Linked DNA regions of Homo sapiens: region 2 is linked to region 1. Evidence: chromatin contacts called from ENCODE Hi-C or POLR2A ChIA-PET data. All regions are on one chromosome and are shown on one strand. Each heading gives the region's core, a stretch centred on a gene start or an enhancer-like site at or near the end of the contact. The rest is flanking DNA. Distances are from core to core; before and after follow the strand shown. Region 1 holds the start of SLC17A7 (solute carrier family 17 member 7). Region 2 holds the start of FUZ (fuzzy planar cell polarity protein).

Region 1 (4,912 bases), core at 732-3,231:
GGGTTCAAATCATGGGGCTCATACTCATCCACTGATCTCCCCAACCCCAGAATGGAGCCTCAGTTTCCCCATCTTTGTCTAGAGGATTAAATGAGATCAACCTGTTGTCTCTAATATGGGGTATTCCCCTCTCCCTCCAACCATCAGAGCAAACCCCAGGCATTGGAAGCAAATGCTTTTCTCTGCACAAACTCCCTGCTGATGGTCCTGGCCAGAGCCCGGGGGTCTCTGGGGACCCAAGAGGTAACTCAGAGAGTGAGAGCCAGAGAGATTGACTGTGAGAAACCCTAGCACAGATGAGAAACAGAGGCAGAGACTGAGGGAGGGGCCTGAGGAATACATCCCTCCCGCTGCCACCCCCCAGCCCCCTCCACCAGCACGTCTCTTTCTCTCTCTCTCATTCTCCTGACTTCACACTGATGTATTTTGAGAAACTCGTGAAAGGAGGCGAGAAAAAGGGTGGGGAGGGGCTGGAAAATTGGAAAAAGAAGGGGTGAGGTTATCTCAGCTTCCCCTCCACCACCAACCTCCGTCACTGCACCATCCTCCTGCCCACCTCCCCCCACTTCTGTCCAGCCTTATTCTTGTCTCTCATGTTACTAGAGGGTGGGGTAACTTTGGAGCTAAGAGGTGATCTGCAGCAAGCAAGACTGATGTTAGACTTAGCAAAGGACCCCCATGGCCTAGCGAGGTGGACTGAAGCTCAGCGAAACACAGGGTCAGGGCTGTGGGCCAAGGGGACAGGGCCTGAGGGCACGGCGGCAGGGGCATGGTGCTGATGAGGCCATCTCCTTCGTGCACTGTGGCCAGATATATTTTTAGGCTTTTCCGCAGCTGAGTAATTTATCTGACTTAGAGCCAAAGCTGGGGTTGGGGGTGAGAGCCTGTGGGGAGGTGTCCAGATTATCCTGAGGGACACTCGGTTCACTGGGGTCATCAACCTGGTTGGGAGGGAGTCCCTGTCAGCCCCAGCCTGTATCCTTTGGGAAGGCTGTCCTACCCCAGGAGCCGAAATTTTTGGCCTCTAACTCCTTTCTCTCCCAGGGACCCAGGGTGCTGTGACTTCTTCCACCCAGCCTCACCCCCTCAAGGACAACGGGCTATGAGCCCCAATCCGCTTTAGCTGCAGATTAAACTCCATGCCAGACAGAAACGGAAAAAGACACAGAGAGACGGAGAGACCCATGGTGGGAGAATTAAAACACAGAGACGGGGACAGGGACCCAGAGAAGTGGGGACCAGAGATCCAGGGAAGAGGAGAGACCCAGAAAGAGGGGGACAGAGACTCTGAGTCAGGAGTTGATAGAGATCCAGTGAGAGCAATGGCCAGAGAACCAGAGAGAGGGGCACAGAGACGCAAAGAAGCGGAGGCAGAGATCTAGGGAGAAGGAGGGGCCCAGAGAGAAGGGAGCCGAGATCTGGAAAAAGAGGGAGACGGAGACCCAGAGAGAAAAGGGGCAGAGACATCCAGAAAGAGACGGGGACAGAGACCCAGAAGTGGTGGGGGAGGAGCCAGAGACCCGGGAGAGAGGCATTTACAGCACCAGAGAGAGTGGAGCCGGGTGGGGTGGGGTGCAGAAAAAGGAACAGGATAATGGACAAGGCTCGACCAGGGAGAACAGCGCCGTCGGAGCCCACGGCAGAAAACTGGACAGATGGGTGGACCCCCATGCCGGGGTATCGCCCGTTCATCTGTCAGTCTGCGCCCAGGTGGGAATTAGCATCCTCCTCAGATCCTCCCACTCTTCTCCCGGGACCCCCGCCAGGCTCACCGGTGCAGCTTCCCGAGAGCACGACCCGCTAGCTTCCGAAACTCCTCCTGGCGGAACTCCATGGTGGCGGCTCCTGCCGCCGGTCACCCCGCGGGTCCCCCCCGCCGATCCCCCCGCCCGCGGGCCCGGGCGGCCGCGTCCGGGTTCCCGGGGTCCAGCCCCGGCCCGGCCGGCCCCGCAGCTCCGCTCGGGGGGAAGGAGGCTGCAAGTGCAGGCGGCCCGGGGGCTGTCACAGGACTCAGCGCCGGGGGCGGGGCGCGGGAGGCCCCGCCCCGGCCCCACCAGGCCCCTCCCCTCGTCTGTCAGACCCGCCCCCTCTCGCAGCCCTTTCATCCTCGTCCTGTCCCCTCCTGAGCCTTCCAAGACCACGCCTGTGGGTTCTGAACTCACGCCTCCGAGTTCACGCCCCCCAATTCTGTTCCTTCCCCAGGCTACTCCCCCTATCCCTGTTCCATCACCCCTGGCTCCTACCCAGATTTTCTCTCCTCTCCTGAGTTCTCATCCCCATCATTTCTCTCCCCGACTTCTGTTCCCCCTAATTGCGTCCCTTACAATCCTGTCTTCTCTGACTTTCCCTCTGCGTTCATCCTCCAGTTCCTTCACTCCTCCCCGCCCCCACCCCGCAATTCCATCCCCATCCCACCTCGTCCCCAGTTCCAATAGTCTCATCCAGGGAGTTCTTTGTTTTCTCATTCAAGGGAAATTCTTTCCCCTCAAGTCCAACGCCTACTTCGATCCACCTGTCGTCCCCCTCTAGTCCCTTTCGCCACCCGGGTTCTTCACCCTTGAGCTCCATCTCCTCCTTAGTTTCCATCTTTCCCCTTTGAATCCCATACTCCTCCAGCTCTATTCTCCCTCCGGCGTCTCTCTCCTCCCTGTTGCTTCTCTCCCTGAGTTTCATTCCCTAACCCCGATTTTCTTCCCTCTGGCTTCCGCCCCCCACAGTTATATTTCACACACCCCGCCAGTGCCAGCTGCGACCCCATAGTCTCCCCATTGTGTTATTTCTCTGCTCCTCTGGGATCTGTCCGCGCTCTGAGTTCTTCCCTAGCTCCGGGGGATCCATTCCTCTATTTGAGTTCTGTCTCCACCCCCTGAGATCTGTCCCGCCCCCTAAATTGTGATCCGCACCCCCTGGCATCCTCACCCGCCCTCTGAATTTGTCTCCTCCCCTAGGATCTGTCGCTGACCTGAGTTCTGCCCCCGCCCTCTGAGTTCTCTCCCCACCGTTGGAGTTGTGTCCCCTTCTCCTAGGATCTGTCCCTGGCTCTGTTCCCGCCCTCTCAGTTCTGTCCTTGCCCCCTGGAATCTGTTCCTGCCATCTGAGTTCTACCCCTTCCCCACAGGATCTATCTCTGCCCCCTGGAATCTGTCCCCACCCACCGAGTTCTGGCCTCCGTCCCTGGGATCTGTCCCCGCCCTCTGTGTTCTACCCCTGCCCCATGGGATCTGTCCCCGCCCACCCAGTTCTCCCCGCCCCCTGGATCTCTCCCTACCCTCCCAGTCTTGCCCCGGCCCCATGGGATCTGTCCCCGCCCTCCGACTTCTGACCCTCGCCACTGGGATCTGTCCTCGACCTCCCAGTCCTGCCTCCGCCCCCGGAATCTGACCCCGCCCACCGAGCTCTGGCCTCCGCCCCTGAGATCTGTCCCCGCCCTCCCAGTCTTGCCCCTGCCCCATGGGATCTGTCCCCCGCCCACCGCCTCCGCCTCTGGGATCTGTCCCTGCCCTCCCAGTCCTGCTCCCACCCCCGGAATCTGTCCCCGCCCACCGAACTCTGTCTCCACGCCGGAATTCCAGCGCCGCCCCGTTGGGTAGAGCCCGGCCCTTCCCTGTCCTGGGCCCGCAGACAGGGTCCCGCCCCGCTCCTGTCCTCAGACCAGCCCATCTCCCGGCGCTGAGTCCACCTCCAGATCCAGGCCCCAGGAGGGTGATCCTTTCCCCACTACCTCCCCGCGTCGGGCCGCAAATGCATTTGGTATTAAATTTTCATGATGCGGCCCGCGGTGGGGTGGGAGGAGCAGACGGCGCGTCGGGCGGGCGCCAAGGACGGGGTGGCCGGGAAGCCACTGACCGCCGCAGCCTCTCGCTTCCAGCCTTGACTGGCTGTGTCTCTGGGTCTCACAGCTTTGAGAAACCCCTGGGACCCCAGAACGGAGGACGCTGCGGGTCTGAGGCAGGAGGGAGGTAGGAACTGGGACTCGTGGGGCTGAAGTAGCAGCGCGGGAGCCGCTCACACGCGCCACCCAGTGGCTGCAGAGTCCCCGGCCCGGGTGCGGAGGCGGTGGTTGCGGCTTGGGGCCAGGTGTGAGGGTGGAGCAGATGGTGAAGAGGAGGGAGTGGGAAGCGGGCCCCGCCGCTGCCAAAACTTGGGCCTTTGCCGAAACCATCGCCATGGAAACCGAGGAAGGAGGAAAGGACTCAGCCGCACACTTTTTCAGGACCTGGGAATGAGTTACTCGGCCCCCTCCAGCGGCTCACCGTCCCAACCACAAGTCCCAGCGGCCTCTGAGCCTCAGCGCTCGTTTGAGAAGGGCCGCGCACTCCGAGGGCCGCTGGGAGATGTAGTTCTCTGAGACGATGGGCAGGGAAAGGTTGCGCCCTCTGGTGGACACGGCGCCCACGTTCGCTCATCCGTTCCGCGGCCGGAAAGACCCTACCTGAAGTCACTCCCACCCTGACCTCTTCCCCGTCTTTTCTCCCCCTCCCTCACAATTCACCCCATTGCAGACACATTGTGCTTGCCTGCCTGCCTTTTCTTTCCTTCCTTCCTCTTCTTTCTCTTCTTTTTTCTTTCCTTCCTTCATTCCTTCTTTCTCTGTCTTCCTTCCTTTCCCCTTCCTCCTTCCTTTTTCTTTTTTTCTTTCCTTCCTTCATTCCTTCTTTCTCTGTCTTCCTTCCTTTCCCCTTCCTCCTTCCTTTTTCTTTCTCTTCTTTTTTCTTTCCTTCCTTCATTCCTTCTTTCTCTGTCTTCCTTCCTTTCCCCTTCCTCCTTCCTTTTTCTTTCTCTTCTTTTTCCTTCTTTCTTCCTTCTTTCCTTCCTTCCTCCTTTCCTTCCTCCCTTCCTTCCTTTTTGAGACAGGGTCTCACTCTGTCGCCCAGGGGCAGCTCACTGCAGTCTTAACCTCCCTGGGCTCCCA
Region 2 (5,263 bases), core at 59-2,558, 370 kb after region 1:
TGTAATCCCAGCTACTTGGGAAGCTGAGGCACGAGAATCGCTTGAACCTGGGAGGCAGAGGTTGCAGTGAGCCGAGATCAAGCCACTGCACTCCAGCCTGGGCAACAGAGCGAGACTCCGTCTCAAAACAAAACAAACAAACAAACAAAAGATTCCTGGGTTCTGAGGAAGGAAGTGTTGGTGGTCTGCACTCCTAGGTCTGAGGGAAAAGGATGCTGAGATCTCAGATTCCTGGTCTGGGGAGAAAAGAGGACTGGTGAGTCTCACCATGGCTCCAAACACCATTTGGAGTAGTCTCTCCAGCCTCAGCTCAGAGATGCCCACCTCAGATGACAGAACAATGAGGGTGATGCTGTGGAATGGAAGTGAGAAGAATGAGTCAAGGCCTGGGGAATCAGGAAGGGGTATGTTGGAGTCCGCCCATTGATCCTAGAACACCAGATACATCCTCTCTCAGACCAACCTGCCTTTCTTATAGAGAACATCAGGGATCAAAGAGGGTAACTGGCTTGCTAAAGATCCCATAGCCAAATTAACAGCTGCTTTTAGAGAGCTGGAAGGCCTCCGGGGTCATCTTCAACAGGGACTATCACCCAGGCCCTGTCCCTGTCCCACGTTCCCTCCTGGGGACCTGTCATGGAAGCTTTTCCACACCACAGTCGTGTTCTCGGTCCTCGCAGAGCTCAGCTGCACCTCCAGATTCTGCCCAAACATGTGGACTCCATTGAGGGAACCGATGACAGAGAACGGGAGCTAAGGAGGGGTTAGGGACATCAGACAAGAGCACCCCCCCATCCCCTTCCCCCTTAGGACCCAAGTGTGCCAGCTCCCAGCCCCATCCTCTTTCCATATGACCTGGCAGTGCCTCTTTGGGGAACCAGGCTTATTGGTCCATTGCCTCCTCGGTCCTACAAATTCAACACTGAAACTTCCCCAGCCCCTACTGCCTTGAAGACCCAGAGTCAAAACACCGAACCCCCTTCGGTTTAGATACAGGCGTCCAAGGCCCCACCTGCTGACGGGCGGGGGCGCCGCCGCGACTGCTCCTGCAGAATAGGGGGACCCCGCTGGAGGCCGCGAGGCACAGCAGATGCACAGTGCCGCCCGTCCCCTCCTCCCCCATTTAGGACTCCCACCGCGGTCCCTCACGTGGGGACTGTCAGTGCGGGTCTTGGAGCATGGCGGTAATCAGAGTAACTCGGCCTGTGGTCCGGAGCCGCCAGAGGGCGAGATGGGGAGCTGATTGGAAGAGGATTAACTTCCCGCCTTCTTCACCCAACTCAAACAGACCCTCAAACCCTATTCAGGCACCTCCCCCAAACCCATTAGGTTCTCTTCCGCCCTAGCCGGAAGTCACGGTACCCCTAACAAAGATGGCGGCAAATTGAATTTGCAAAGCTTTCTAGTTTCTCCGAGGAGGTAAAGAGAACCAAGAAGCCGGATTGAAGATGATGACTGCGCCAAGGCGTTGCCTAGCCACCATCCTGTAGGCTTTGATGATTTACATTCTAAACGGAAAAAACAGCTGTGCCCGGATCAAAGATTGCGATGGTCCCAAAGCATTGCCTAGCAACCACATTCCCTGTAGGTTTCCAGTATATAGTAGTAAACAATGTGCCCTACTCAAAGATGGCGACCGTGGCGGGGCGTTGCCAAGCAACCACCATTCAGCCTGATATCCATTCCAAGGCTGTAAACAGCTGTGCCCTGCTCAAAGATGGCGGCACGTCGAAGTCCGAGCACCCTCCTTGGGGCGAAATCGAGAAAAACACCATCTCCCCTACAACCTTCGAGGGTGGTTGAGTCCAGCGATCGTTGCCTAGTAACCACTAAAAAAAAGGTTGTTTTTGTTATTAGAAAAAAGAAAACAAGGAAATCCTTTATTTTCCAGAATAATAAAAATAATATCATTTCTGTAATGAATTTATACATGATAGCATACCATGTAAAATGTGAAAAATCCCTTCCCCAATTTTTTTCCTAAAATACAGTTTAACGTAGACTATTCATACGTTTTCACAAAGATGATCAATATACTAACATTTCCACACTTTCTTTTTTGCCATGAAAAAGTATGTCTATTTCATCTTAATAATGTATTTTTATAATCTATTTTATGGATGTGACAAATTGATTTGACCAATTCTGTATTGATGTACATTAGGTTGTTGAACTCCTCCAGACTAGCCAACTAGTGCTGGGACAGCATTTTACTGACTTTTTAAAATGCCCTTATGAATATTTTTATTATTTTACACAGGCAGCATTTACTTGTAATGACAAAAGTATTTATGATTCATTTTTCCCTTCCTCTTCCTTCTTGCAGATCAGCCCATCTTTCTAGCATAATTTTTAATTTTCCTACTTCCTAAAGTACATCTTTTTCTCTTTTTTTTTTTTTTGGGAGAGGGGACAGGGTCTCGTTCTGTCGCCCAAGGTGGAGTGCAGTGGAACCATCTCGGCTAACTGCAACCTCCGCCTCCAGGATTCAAGCGATTCTCCTGCCTCAGCCTCCTGAGTAGCTGGGATTACAGGTGTGCCCCCACCACGTCCAGCTAATTTTTGTAGTTTTTGTGGAGACAGGGTGTCGCCATGTTGCCCAAGCTGGTCTCAAACTCTTTGGCTCAAATGATCCACCCACCTCAGCCTCTCAAAGTGCTGGGACTACAGGCAGGAGCCACCATGCCTGGCCTAGGTACCATTTTAATCTTCCTTCTTGCCTATTGATATTTTTTTTCCTTTCTCTGGATTACTTTTATCTTCCTTACAACTTTATTAAAATGTTAGTTACACAGGCATAAAAGAGGGGGCTGCTCTAGATGAAAAGAAACTTGAGACATAATGTCTAAATATGTGTGTGGTCTTTGTTTGGATCCTGATACAAATAAACCAACTGTAAAAACACATTTTGAGACAATTGGAACGTTTGATTACACACTTACTGTTGGATGATACTAAGAAGTTAATTTTGTTACAGGTAACAATGGCATACTAGTAATGTAAGAAAGTGTTCATAAAATTGGAAAGATGCCTGCCAAGCACACAGGAGTAAAATCATATGATTGTATGGATTTGAAGGCTTCAGCAGGCCAGGCGCGGCGGCTTACGCCTGTAATCCCAGCACTTTGGGAGGCCAAGGTGGGCGGGTCACCTGAGGTCTGGAGTTCGAGACCAGCCTGACCAACATGGAGAAACCCCGGCTCTACTAAAAATACAAAATTAGCTGGGCGTGGTGGCGCATGCCTGTAAACTCAGCTACTCGGGAGGCTGAGGCAGGATAATCGCTTGAACCCAGGAGGTGGAGGCTGCCGTGAGCCGAGACTGTGCCATTGCACTGCAGCCTGGGCAACAAGAACAAAACTCCATCTCAAAAAAAAAAAAAAAAAAAAAGCTTCAGCAAATGAGACTGTCTCAAAAAAAAAAGGGCTTCCGCAGGCTCACTGCCTATAATCCGGGCACTCTAGGAGGCCAAAACGGGTGGATCACCTGAGGTCAGGAGTTTGAGACCAGCCTGGCCAACATGGTAAAACCCTGTCTCTAACAAAAATACAAAAATTTGCCTGCGAGGTGGCACACACCTGTAGTCCCAGCTACTGGGGAGGCAGAGGCAGGAGAATCGGTGGAACCAGGGAGGCAGAGGCTGCAGCGAGCCGACACTGCGCCACTGCACTCCAGTCTGGGCGACAGAGCGAGATTTTGTCAAAAAAAAAATAATAAAATAAAAAAAAATAAAAATAAAAATAAAAGATAAAAGAAAAATAGAAACCCAATAAAAAATAATTTTAAATGATAAAGGTAAAAACCTTTATCATTAGGCTTTCTGTAAGTACTTTTCAATTGGTGATTATTATTATTATTATTACTTTTTTTTTTTTGAGACAGCGCCTCGCTCCGTCCCCCAGGCTGGAGTGCAGTGGCGCGATCTCTGTTCACTGCAAGCTCCGCCTTCCGGGTTCACGCCATTCTCCTGCCTCAGCCTCCGGAGTAGCTGGGACTACAGGCGCCCGCCACCACGCCCCGCTAATTTTTTTTTTTTTTTTTTTGGATTTTCAGTAGAGACGGGGTTTCACCGTGTTAGCAAGGATGGTCTCGATCTCCTGACCTCGTGATCTGCCCGCCTTGGCCTCCCAAAGTGCTGGGATTGCAAGCATGAGCCACTGCGCCCGGCCTGTTTTTTTTGTTTTTTTTGTTTTTTTTTTGAGACAGTCTCGCTCTGTCGCCCAGGCTGGAGTGCAGTGGCGTGATCTCGGCTCACTGCAACCTCTGCCTCCCGGGTTCAAGCGATTCTCCTTGCCTCAGCCTCTCGAGTTGCTGGGATTACAGGTGGGCACCACGACGCCCAGTGATACTGACCTCGTGATGCGCCCGCCTCTACCTCCCAAAGTGCTGGAATTACAGGCATGAGCCATCTCGCCCGGCCGAAGATTATGTTTTAAAATATTTACTGGCCATTCAAAATTTTGTGTGTGTGTTTGTGTGAAACTAGTCAGGTTTCTTTTTATTTATTTATTTTTATTTTTTTTGAGACGGAGTCTAACTCTGCCGCCCAGGCTGGAATGCAGTGGCACAATCTCAGTTGACTGCAACCTCCGCCTCCCGGGTTCAGGAGAATCTCCTGACTCAGCCTCCCAAGTAGCTGGGATTACAGACGCCCACCAGGACGGCTAATTTTTTTATTTTTAGTAGTTAGAAGGAGTTTCACCATGTTGGCCAGGCTGGTCTTGAACCCCTTACCTCGGGTGATCTGCCCGCCTTGGCCTCCCAAAGTGCTGGGATTACAAGCGTGAGCCACGGCGTCCGGCCCTGGTCAGGTTTCTTTCTATTAAAACAAATATAAAGTGGCAGGGCACGATGGCTAACACCTGGGATCGCTTTAGCCGAGGAGTTTGAGACACGCCAGAGCAACACAGTGAGACCCCATCTCTACAAAAAATTTAAAAATTAGCTGGAAGTGGTAGTGCGCGGCTGTGGTCCCAGCTGCTCCACAGGCTGAAGAGTGGCTCCAGTGCGAGTAGAGGCTGCCGTGAGCCAAGATTGGGCCACTGCACTTCAACCTGCACAACAGAAAGAGACCCTGCCTCAAAAAATAAAAATTAAAATTAAAAGATAATAGTAATGAAGTGTTTCTATTTTTCTATATTGTTATTCATCAGTAAGATTTATTTGCGTAGTACATTTCTGTCAACAAACACGCTAGAAAGATTTTCCCAGTTGGCCGTATATTTTTCAACTTGGTTTATACAGTCTTTTGGGAAAAATTAAT

What was found. Hi-C counts contacts between places; a loop is a spot of excess contacts on that map. ChIA-PET counts read pairs that join two places held with the same protein, here RNA polymerase II (POLR2A). Pooled maps may share reads with other maps.
Region 2: a pooled map shows a loop between it and region 1 (3-fold over the local background). The contact joins the promoter of FUZ here to the promoter of SLC17A7 in region 1. A Hi-C loop is called at or near these places in 1 of 168 maps with a recorded cell type or tissue (gastrocnemius medialis), 2 of 37 single-sample maps with no recorded cell type and 10 of 50 pooled maps. POLR2A ChIA-PET finds 5 or more read pairs at or near these places in 2 of 52 experiments (Panc1 and activated B cell).

Annotation. Positions count from the first base shown.
Region 1 is chr19:49,439,546-49,444,457 of GRCh38, forward strand. It overlaps SLC17A7 (solute carrier family 17 member 7), which reads right to left and starts at 1,982. Exons shown (of 12, transcript NM_020309.4): 1 at 1,773-1,982. The coding sequence starts at 1,834. RefSeq lists an enhancer at 4,276-4,385.
Region 2 is chr19:49,811,984-49,817,246 of GRCh38, forward strand. FUZ (fuzzy planar cell polarity protein) reads right to left here and starts at 1,309. Exons shown (of 11, transcript NM_025129.5): 1 at 1,013-1,309; 2 at 632-753; 3 at 268-352. The coding sequence starts at 1,123. RefSeq lists enhancers at 1,180-1,986, 1,373-1,612, 1,823-1,872.